Linked DNA regions of Homo sapiens: region 1 is linked to region 2. A link is an interaction called in ENCODE POLR2A ChIA-PET data of the cell type or tissue named here. Cell type or tissue: B cell. All regions are shown on one strand. Each heading gives the region's core, and the rest is flanking DNA. Links, peaks and the distances in the headings are about the cores only.

The links. ChIA-PET counts read pairs that join two places held together with the same protein. Peaks named below come from ENCODE experiments on the same cell type or tissue, not always from the same donor. Only the 100,000 strongest peaks of a DNase experiment are listed, where the experiment ranks them.
Region 1: POLR2A ChIA-PET joins it to region 2 with 7 read pairs; 4 of 35 experiments call an interaction of 5 or more read pairs at or near these places.

The regions. Positions count from the first base shown.
Region 1 is chr6:15,031,386-15,036,759 of GRCh38, reverse strand. No RefSeq gene overlaps it. Among named protein-coding and RNA genes, the nearest start is that of JARID2-DT, 210 kb to the left of the region's middle. In B cell, for the core only: no CTCF peak of the experiment used is centred there; a DNase peak (open chromatin) is centred at 2,759.
Region 2 is chr6:15,086,699-15,092,072 of GRCh38, reverse strand. No RefSeq gene overlaps it. Among named protein-coding and RNA genes, the nearest start is that of JARID2-DT, 160 kb to the left of the region's middle. In B cell, for the core only: no CTCF peak of the experiment used is centred there; no DNase peak of the experiment used is centred there.

The DNA.
Region 1 (5,374 bases), core at 301-5,300, 55 kb after region 2:
TTCCTCTGGCTCATTGCGCTGCAGTCCACGCCTATACCTCTTGGGCCAGTCAAACTGATGGACAGTCATTTAAAAAAAAAAAAAGGAAAAAGGAAAAAATAGAGTTTATTTTATGTATTTATTTGAAATGGAGTCTCACTCTGTTCCCCAGGCCAGAGTGTAGTGGCGCGATCTTGGCTCACTGCAGCCTCCGACTCCTGGGTTCCAGCAATTCTACCACCATTTATTTATTTATTTATTTATTTGAGACGGAGTTTCACTCTTGTTGCCCAGGCTGGAGTGCAATAGCGCTATCTCAGCTCACCGCAACCGCCTCCTCCCGGGTTCAAGTGATTCTCCTGCCTCAGCCTCCTGAATAGCTGTGATTACAGGCACATGCCACCACGCCCGACTAATTTTGTATTTTTAGTAGAGACGGAGTTTCTCCATGTTGGTCAGGGTGGTCTCGAACTCCCGACCTCAGGTGATCCGCCTGCCTTGGCCTCCCAAAGTGTTGGGATTACAGGCGTGAGCCACCGTGCCTGGCCTCTACCACCTTTTAAAGGATGATTTTAATTTTATTTTTATTTTTAATTTTTGGAGACAGTGTCTCACTCTGTTGCCCAGGCTGGAGTGCAGTGGCATGATCATGGCTCACTGCAGCCTCGACCTGCTGGGCTCAAGAGATTCTCTCACTTCAGCCTCCTATGTGGCTGGGACCACAGGCATGCATCACTACACCTGGCTAAATTTTAGTTTTACATTTTTTTATAGACATGGGTTCTTGCTGTGTTGCCCAGGCTGGTCTCAAACTCCTAAGTTCAAACGATCCACCCAACTTGGCTTCCCAAAGTGTTGGGATTACAGGTGTGATCCATCATGGCTGGCAAAATAGAGTTTAAATGGAAAACTTTTTGTTTTGCTCAAGGGAACACACACAGGATAGGCCTTTACTTACAGACACTGAGGAACTGCCAGTCATGACATGAGCTTGTCAGGGCTAAGCAGAAGCCTGATGCAGTAGTGCAGTGGGCTCTGCATCTCCCCTTGGCACCCACATATTCATCCCTAGAGAGCAAGAGCATCTTATTCATCTTTTGCATCTGCAGTGCCAGGTACTGTATTTGATGCAAAATATGTAATTAATAAATATTTATTGACTGACCAAAGAGCAGGCACTCAGTAAATACTTGTTGGTTGTCACTTGTGACCTCTGGCATAATTACCTTCTCCCTTGACCTGGACCCTGGCAATTCTTGGGTGTGTGGCCATGGGAACCGAAGGGTAGCTGGGTTGTACTTTCTCTCAATCCATGGGTCAACATTCTCCAAGCATGTGATACTCAGAGACTTGACTTGGGGCTTCATGTCCCCTCTCCTGAGGCCACGATGGCAGGTCTACAGAGTTTAGATCCTTGGCTGTCAGGAAGGTAGGGGACTAGGAAGAATGAGAGAAGGGCCCATCTCAGCCTGGCCTCCACTTGCTGAGGCCCTTCTCCTAACTTACTCTTTCCAATTCCATGTTTATAAGGAATGGAACCATTCATTCTTCCAGCAGGTGTTTATTGAGCTGCTCATATGTGCCTGACTCTACACGGAATTAAACAGAAATGCCCTCTTTACTGGCTTATGGCTGCCAAGCATTCATAGCAACCTTGCTTTCTGATGCTTCGATGTTGGCTCTTCCTAGTATTAAAAAAAAAAAAAGGGAAAAGAAAAAAAGAAAAAAGAAGAAAGAAAGAAATGCTCTCTGTTCTTAGAGCACTTATAGCCTAGAATGAATGAACTTTGGTTTTGAGAAGTTAAAAGGGTCCATATAGAGTAATGGGGACGGGGGTGGAGAGGTAGGGGAACAAAGCAAATAAAAACTGTCCCCAACCACCCCCTACAAGGAGAAGAGCAGCACATGCATTAGTCATTCTGTGCTTATCATCCTCAACTTCAATATTTCTAAACCTATGTCTGTTTCTATATTTTAGCTCTGGTAGATATTTGAAATAGTCAATCTTTTTAGTTAAAAGCACTTTGTTTCCTTCTTTTCTTACAAAAGTAGAGATGGTCAGGCACGGTGGCTCACGCCTATAATCCCAACATTTTGTGGGACTGAGGCAGGCGGATCACTTGAGGTCAGGAGTTCGAGACCAGCCTGGCCAACAAGGTGAAACCCTGTCTCTACTAACAATACAAAAATTAGCCAGACGTGGTGGTGGGCACCTGTAACTCCAGCTACTCAGAAGGCTGAGGCAGGAGAATCGCTTGAACCTAGGAGGCAGAGGTTGCAGTGAGCCAAGGTCACGCCACTGCACTCCAGCCTAGGTGACAGAGTAAGACTCCATCTTAAAAAAAAAAATAGTAGAGACAATGTTTTGCTATGTTTGCCTAAGCTGGTCTTGAACTCCTGAGCTCAAGCAATCTGCCCACGTGGGCCTCCCAAAGTGCTGGGATTATAGGCCTGAGCCACGGCATTCAACTTGAAAGTGATATAGGAGTTAAGAAGAAATTACTTAGGCAGTTAGTGAAGGTACAGGAGTCCTCGGTAAGGTTTCCCTTTTTAATGAAAAGCAGCCCCCAAATCATTTTCTAACAAACAGCAACCTATAAAATCGAGCTGCAGACATAGATGCCGGCAGGTGTACCAATCATGTTCAAAATGATGGCCCCAGCTTCCCTTCTGTCTCTGCCAGCCTTGTGTACAGTAAGGAGCAAACAAGATGGTGCCGGTCGTGTGGAAAGTTCATTCGCATAATAAGATTAGGGTGGGGCGGCCAGCCTTCCCTGCACTATGTAAACGTTACACCTGATCGAACCTATCTGTGGGCCCTAAGTAAATCAGATACCGCCTCCTCAAGCCTGCCTATAAAATCCGGGGCATCTACCACCAGCTGGTCTTTCCCTTTCAGAAGCTCATCTCTTTCACTAGAGAGAGAGCTGTTCTCCTTTCTCTTTACTTTGCCTATTAAACCTCCACTCCTAAACTCCTCAAATGTGTCCATGTGCTAAATTTTCTTGGTGTGAGATGATGAACCCTGGGTATTTACCCCACACAAAGAAGCCACTTCAAAAGAACTTTGGGCGGGGTGCAGTGGCTCATACCTGTAATCCCAGCACTTTGTGGGGCCGAGGTGGGCGGAACGTCTGAGGTCTAGAGTTTGCGACCAACCTGGCCAATATGGTGAAACCCCGTCTCTACTAAAAATACAAAAAATTAGCTGGGCGCATTGGCAGGTGACTGTAGTCCCAGCTACTGGGGAGGCTGAGCAGAATCGCTTGAACCTGGGAGGTGGAGGTTGCAGTGAGCCAAGATCGTGCCACTGGACTTTGGAGGATATTTACCCCCCTACCAAAATTCATACATTGAACCTCTAGCCCTCAATGTGGCTGTGTTTGGAGATAGCGCCTTTAGGGAGGTAGTTAAGGTTAAATGAGGTCACAAGGGTGTGTTCTTAATCCTATAAGACTGATTGGTGTCCTTGTAAGAAGAGGAAGAGATGGGTGCAGTGGCGTACGCCTGTAATCCCAGCACTTTGAAAGGCCGGAGTGGGGAGGCTAGCTTGAGCCCAGGAGGTGGAGAACAGCCTGAACAACATAGCAAGATCTCCATCTTTACAAAAAATTAGGAAGAAAAATTAACCCGGTTAATTTTTCTCCCAGCTACTTGGGAGACTGATTGAAGTGAGAGGATCACTAGAGTTTAGGAGGTCGAGGCAGCAGTGAGCTATGATTTTGCCATTGCACTCCAGCCTGTGTGACAGAGACCTTGTCTCTAAAACAAAAAGAAGAGGCAGGGACACCAGGAATTCCTGTGCACAGAGGAAGGGCCACATGAGGACGTAGAGAAGAGGCCCCCATCTTGCAAGCTAGGAAGAGGAGAGCTGAAAGAAAATACATTTCTGCTGTTTACACCACCCATGCTGTGGCACGTTCTTATGGGAACCAGAGCTGACTAATAAAAAATAGTTTTAATTTTTCCTTCAGTGAAGATTCAGAAATAAATAAATTCATAGGATGTCTTCTTCTCTCCCAAATTCGTTGCGTTTCAATAGGTATTTATTAATATCTTTAAGGCCACTCGCTCAGTTTAAGTATTCAAGTAGCAGATGCAACTCGAAACCTTCCTAAGAAATGCTAACATTTTCCCCTGGTTTCCCCAATCTCTGAGTCTTTCATAACAAATATGTTTGGAAATAAAGATGCAATTCCTGCATCTTATATGTATTTTCAGTGGTAATTCATGCTGATCTAATGCATGAGCACAGATTTTATTTATCCACCGTGCTATGGGATCAGGGACGGACACAGGGCAGTTCTAGGTGAATAATGCCCCGGTACTCAAATAGCATCTGTTCCCCAAAGTCAGGCAGCCCAACCCTGCTGCAGGAATTGAGGGGGCTCCCACACACTGCCTGGTTCTGACTAGCTTCTCTTAATTTAGTTCTCATAGGTATTGATACATATTTATATAATACTATGTATATTCAATCAGTTATTTTTGAATGGAATTATGTAAATGTGTGCTCACTCATAGTATAAAAATGATGCTGCCGCAAATGTCTCTGCCTCTACACCCCTTCTAAGGAACAGGAAGCCACGAGGTATCTGTAGAATCACAGCTTTCATTTGTTGCTGGGGGAAAATATTTATAAGCAGAGATGTAGAATTTCATTTGTTTTGACACATTGTGGGAGGTGTTCTCAGAAAGGTGTTTTGGAAAAGTGTAATGTCATCTCCCATGGATCTTATTTTGGGATCCCCAGAATGTGCAGGGAAAATGAACAGACTGTCTTTAACGACCTCTTTAACGGCTGGTGGCGCTTCCCTTGCTGCACAGAAAATGTTCAATCGTGTTCTTTTTCTCTCCCCTCTCACTTTTCCTTATCTTACTTCTTTTCATCTCCCCTCCTCTTTCTTCTTCTTCTCCTTTTCTTCTCTTTTGAACACTTTTTGACTTTTCTTTTGTAAAATAAAATAATCAAACTAGGTGAGTTGTTGGCCAAGTTCAAGGGCAAATGTGTAGTTGACATGAGAAAGCCACCTGTTTAATGATAACTGTTGGGGAAAACTGCCTCTCACTAGGTAACCTACAAAGTAGGAGAAACAACGACAATGACAAATGGAAGCACGCGTCTGCACAACTTTCCACTGAACTTTTAGGGAAGATTGTGTTCCTTCTGCTGGCCTGGCTGCCCTATTCAGGCTGATGAGTAGAGCCTTGGCTGATTTAACCTAGCATGGGGATAAACAACTTAAACAGGAGAAAGGAGTAGCTCCAGGACAAGTCCTGGGGCAGAGAACTGGGAGTGAAACCACCTCTGCAAAATTATGGCTGAGACAGTGAAAGAGATCTAACTTAATTGATTCCATCTTGCTTCTAACCTCCAAGCTTTCCATGTTCATTC
Region 2 (5,374 bases), core at 231-5,230:
GTGCACTCCTGTAATCCTAGCTACTTGGGAGGCTGAGGCAGGAAAATCACTTGAACCCGGGAGGCGGAGGTTGCGGTGAGCCAAGATCGTGCCATTGCACTCCAGCCTGGGCAACAAGAGCGAAATTCCGTCTCAAAAAAAAAAAATCCATTTCAAATGAATTACAAATTTAAAAAGAATACTTCTCTAGGCTGGGCGTGATGGCTCATGCCTGTAATCCCAGCACTTTGGGAGGCCAAGGTGGGCAGATCACCTGAGGTCAGAAGTTCAAGACCAGCTTGACCAACATGGTGAAACTCCATCTCTACTAAAAATACAAAAATTAGCTGGGCATGGTGGTGTGCGCCTGTAATCCCAGCTACTCGGAAGACTGAGGCAGGAGAATCGCTTGAACCTGGGAGGCGGAAGTTGCAGGGAGGCAGAAGTTGCAGTGAGCCAAGATTGTGCCACTGCACTCTAGCTTGGGTGACACAGCAAGATTCAGTCTCAAGTAAAAAAAGAACACTTCTCTATCATAGGCTGGGACATATTAGGCATGTCCCTTAGCTCGTCTATTCCTCCAGTTTTAAGGTGAGACAACAATATGGATCTCACAGGGTTATTGAAGGATTAAATGAGGTGGTCACCGTAGAGCTCTTCTTGTAGTATCAGGCCCCAGAAACTGCTCAAAAAACAGTATTTTATTTATTTATCTAGTTTTGAGATAGGGCCTCCTTCTTTCACCCATGCTGGAGTGCAGTGGCACGACCACAGCTCACTGTAGTCTCTGAGTTCCTGGACTCAAGTGATCCTCCTGCCTCAGCCTTCCAAGTGGCTGGGAGGACAGGTGCACGCCACCATGCCCAATTAATTTTTTCTATTTTTTGTAGAGACAGGGGTCTTACTGTGTTGCCCAGGCTGATCTCAAATTCCTGGGCTCAAGTGATCCTCCCGCCTCAGCCTTCTGAAGTGCTGGGATTACATGTGTGAACCACTGCACCTGGCCAGAGCACAGTATTTGTTATTAGTGAAGTAATATTTAATCATAGCCGGGCTTGGTGGCAGGTGCCTGTAATCACAGCTACTCGGGAGGCTGAGGCAGGATAATTGCTTGAATCCGGGAGATGGAGGTTGCAGTGAGCCGAGATCATGCCGCTGCATTCCAGCCTGGGTAACAAGAGTGAAACTCCATCTCAAAAACAACAACAACAACAAAACAAACAAAAAAACGTAAGCAGAGAAAGTAATTCAGAAGAGGAGACTGGACATTTTCTCTTGCTACAAAATACTTGGATCTAAGTATCTGAAATGATAATTTTTCATTATGTACCTCTCCCTGGAGCCTAGCTGTACGTGTCTTAAATTTGTGCTGAAGAAAGGACGCGGAAGAGTTAAACAGAGATACAATTTTTACCGTGTTTTGGAGGTTTTCCTCTTTGTTTAACATCAAAGCAGTCTGTAGTCCCTTTTGCCAGTTTATACATATTGTTGTACTCAAAGAAGGGCTGAAGGAGCTGAGCGGGCTGCTTGATTAGCTGTGACTCCCTTCCAGCCTGGCTTAAGAGACCAAATGGATTCTACCTCTTTAAGGTTTTAATGATAAGGAGGGGAATAAGAGGCTCCCTCCCTTTTCGAATGTAACTTTGTTGAGGCCCCGATAATAAATCATTTGTTCCCTCTAAATGCACTCTGGCATTCACACAGGCACACACTCTGATGGTTCCCACTTGAAATTGCTCATCAAGTGCAAATAGCTCCCAGCCTGGATGGCTGAGCTGCTCTCCAGCCTCCTCTCTCTGGAGTAAGAAGATTTCAGCTTGTGACCTGCCCTCGGGACTTGTGGGTGTACAAAGCCTGTGACCCAGGAAACAAAGTCAACGGCTCACTTTGTCCCCACCCCACCCTACCCCGTCTCCCTCCTACTAAATGCTGAATCTCACGAGAGAAGAAAACCAGCCACATAAAGGATTTGAAAGCTCAACTTGCTTTCCCACTCTGTTATCCCTGGAGTTGGCTTGGATTCACCCTGAAGCCTTCCCCCTCCCGGGGAAAGTTGCTTCACGTTGCAGCTCAGCAGGTTTGTCCAGCTACATAGGCTCCAGAAAACAAGAAGCAAGACTGGAAAGCTGGGGATGATTGTACGCCCTCGCCTGAATCTTACGTGGTTCCTCCTTCTTCCACCTGGCCAGTGCAGAGCCGTGGGTGCCACGTGGCCACTTCTGGATTGGGTTCCCCTTGGCCTGCCACCCTGTCCTTCTGCTTTCCCACTTTGCCAGCCAGAGTCAATTTGAGGACGCCAAGTTCTCCTCTCCATACAGGTGTGCAGCTGGGATAACCAATGATTAATGCATGTGTCTGGCAGGGCCTTCAGGGTAATTTGATTTGCTTGATATCTAGAGTGATCACCCCTCGTTCCATTCTCCTCCCTTTCTTTTCCTGAGTTTGTGGCAGTGTTTACCTTAGTTGGCGGTTTAAGTTGATGAATGACACTTGTTTCTGGTGTTTGTTTCTGCCCAAGTTTTAATTAAATTTTGCAAGAGGCTTCTGCAATTATGGCTCTAGGTCTCTCTCTCCCTCATCTTACCTCTGAAAAGTTATTGAGCATTCAGAACTTTTCCCAGTTTTCCTTTCTCTCCTCCTCACCGTCAAACTCCCGTGCTGATGGGCCGGCAGGAGGCCGCCATCACTGCAGCCATTACTCCTGGGTTTTATGGCCCGTGATGGCAAAAGCCACATCCTGCCCCTGACAGAATCCATTAGGCTGAGGAGGGAACAGACTCCCAGAAAGCAGAGCTTTTCTGCTGGAGGAGAGCTGTATTATGCCGTAGCTAATGGGACATTTGCAAAATAACCTTTCTAAGTAGATCCTGTAGGCACTCTCAAGGGGCTCTGATTCTATAAGGGAAGAGGTAGAAGCTGTGTTTGCTTGCTTTCCCTTTCTTGCTTTTTTGCTTTCTTGCTTTTTCTCAGTTTCTTGCTTTCTTGCTTTTTCTCTCTTTCTTGCTTTGTTGCTTTTAAGCTTTTGGAGGAGAAAGCAGCCTCTGTATGTTCCAACTGAAAGAATGCCCACACGGCTGAGACAGCAAGAGCAGTGGATTAATGGACTAGGAAATAGATGAACTAAACCAACCCTGGGTTACAATCTGCCTGCAAAGTTGAGATAACATTAGAACAAGTGTATCTGGTTCAATTTATGGTGGGACCACAGTTAGTTCCAAGAAGTAAATGGAACATGCTTCTGAGGTTGCAAAAATTGAATTGGCTAAGTTTCTTCAGGTACATTACCCACCTCCTTTTGTTTTGGTTTGCTTAACGTACTTTTAGAAAACTCATAAGAAAGGTATTCTGTATTAAAAGAGGAGAAAAACGTTTTATTCTTAAGAAAAATTTCGGCTGGGCATGGTGGCTCACGCCTGTAATCCCAGCACTTTGAGAGGCCAAGGTGGGCGATCGCCTGAGGTCAGGAGTTCGAGACCAGCCTGGCCAACGTGGCAAAGCCCTGTCTCTACTAAAAATACAAAAAATTAGCTGGGCATGGTGGTGGGCACCTGTAGTCCTGGCTACTTGGGAGGCTGGGGCAGGGAGAATCGCTTGAACCCAGGAAGTGGAGGTTGCATTGAGCTAAGATCGTGCCATTGTACTCCAGCCTGGGGACAAGAGCGAGACTCCATCTCAAAAAAAAAAAAAAAAAAAAAAAAAGAAAGAAAAATTTCAACACTGGGTGCCGTGGCTCATGCCTGTAATCCCAGCAATTTGGGAGGCCAAGGCAGGCAGATCACCTGAGGCCAGGAATTTGAGACTGGCCTGGCCAACATGGTGAAACCCTGTCTCTACTAAAAATACAAAAATTAGTCCAGTGTGGTGGTGTGCGCCTGTAGTCCCAACTACCTGGGAGGCTGAGACATGAGAATCTCTTGAACCCCGGAGGCAGGGGTTGCAGTGAGCCAAGATCGTACCACTGGACTTCAGAGTGAGACTCTCTCTCAAAAAAAAAAAAGAAAAGAAAAAAAAGAAAAAGAAAAGTTTCGGTTCCTAGTGGGTAAAGGAAAGACCTAGAAATATTTTTATGGTTTCAACATAGATTTACTAAGACATTGCTGGATGTTGTCAGGATACAAGCGACTTAAGATGTAGTCCTTGCCTGCCCTAATATAGCTTCAAAACTCTGCCAGGGACAAGACTAACACATTTAAAATAGCTGAATAGAGGCAACCTGGTGTTAAAGAAAGAGAATAAAGTAGAAATGGGTTTGTGGCTTCTATTCCTTCCCCTGCCATTAATGAGTGCTGGGACCTTGGGCCAGTAATCGCTCAGGCCTGGTTTCCTCGCCTCAAATTAAGGGTGTTGAACAAAATAATCTCTTAAAGTTCCTTAGAGCTTTAATCTTCAGAATCTAATTAACAACATAGGTAGATCTGTTGTATAACCAAGCAATAAAGGGACTGGTACAGAGGATGAATGCTGTGAGACAGGATTCAGAAAGGACATGCATCCCTATGAATGGGAATGGCTTCACGGAGGAGCATGGAGGAACACGGAGGAGCCAGGGCTCAGGTTGGACTTTGAAAGGTGAGCAAGAGATCCAGTAAAGAGTAATTGCGAGGTGTCTTTGGAGAACAGGAAATTGGCTAAACCGTTGGAGCAGTTTGTAGAGGGGCTAGAGAGAGGGAAGGTAGGAAGTTAGACTGAGGCCTAATTGGAGGGGGTCTTGAATTCTATCCTAAGGAGTTAGAACTTGAGCTTGTTTATTGTCTCTAGGAATTGGCTAATCCTGGGAGGAGTAGTCCCTTCAGAGTCAGCAAGGCCCCAGATCTCAAAGCATCAAGATACAAAAAGTAAAACACACGGTTAGTACAGTAATATCTCTGGTCCCACATTGCCAGAACCTTGCTACTCCCTCATCAAGAGTTCGGCTGGGTGCAGTGGCTCATGCCTGCAGTCCCAGCACTTTGGGAGGCCAAGGCTGGTGGATCGCCTGAAGTCAGGAGTTCGAGCCCAGCCTGGACGACATGGTGAAACTCCATCTCTACTAAAAAAATACAAAACTTAGCTGGGCATGAGGACGGACGCCTGTAATCTCAGCTACTCGGGAGGCAGAGGCAGGAGAATGGTTTGAACCCAGGAGGTAGAGGTTGCAGTGAGCCGAGATCATGCCCCTATACTCTAGCCTGGGCAACAGAGTGAGACGCTGTCTGAAAAAAGAAAAAAAAAAAAGAGTTGGAGTTTATTTCCTCTTACTGTGAACTTGGGAGGACCTTTGGGACTTCCTTGATGAATAGATAGTAGAGGAAGTAACACCAGGTGGCTTCTGAGACCAGGTCATAAAAGGTGATATGGCTTGTTCTTGGCTCTTTTTCTGTTCGGACATTTGCCCTTGGAGCTCAGCCATCATGTC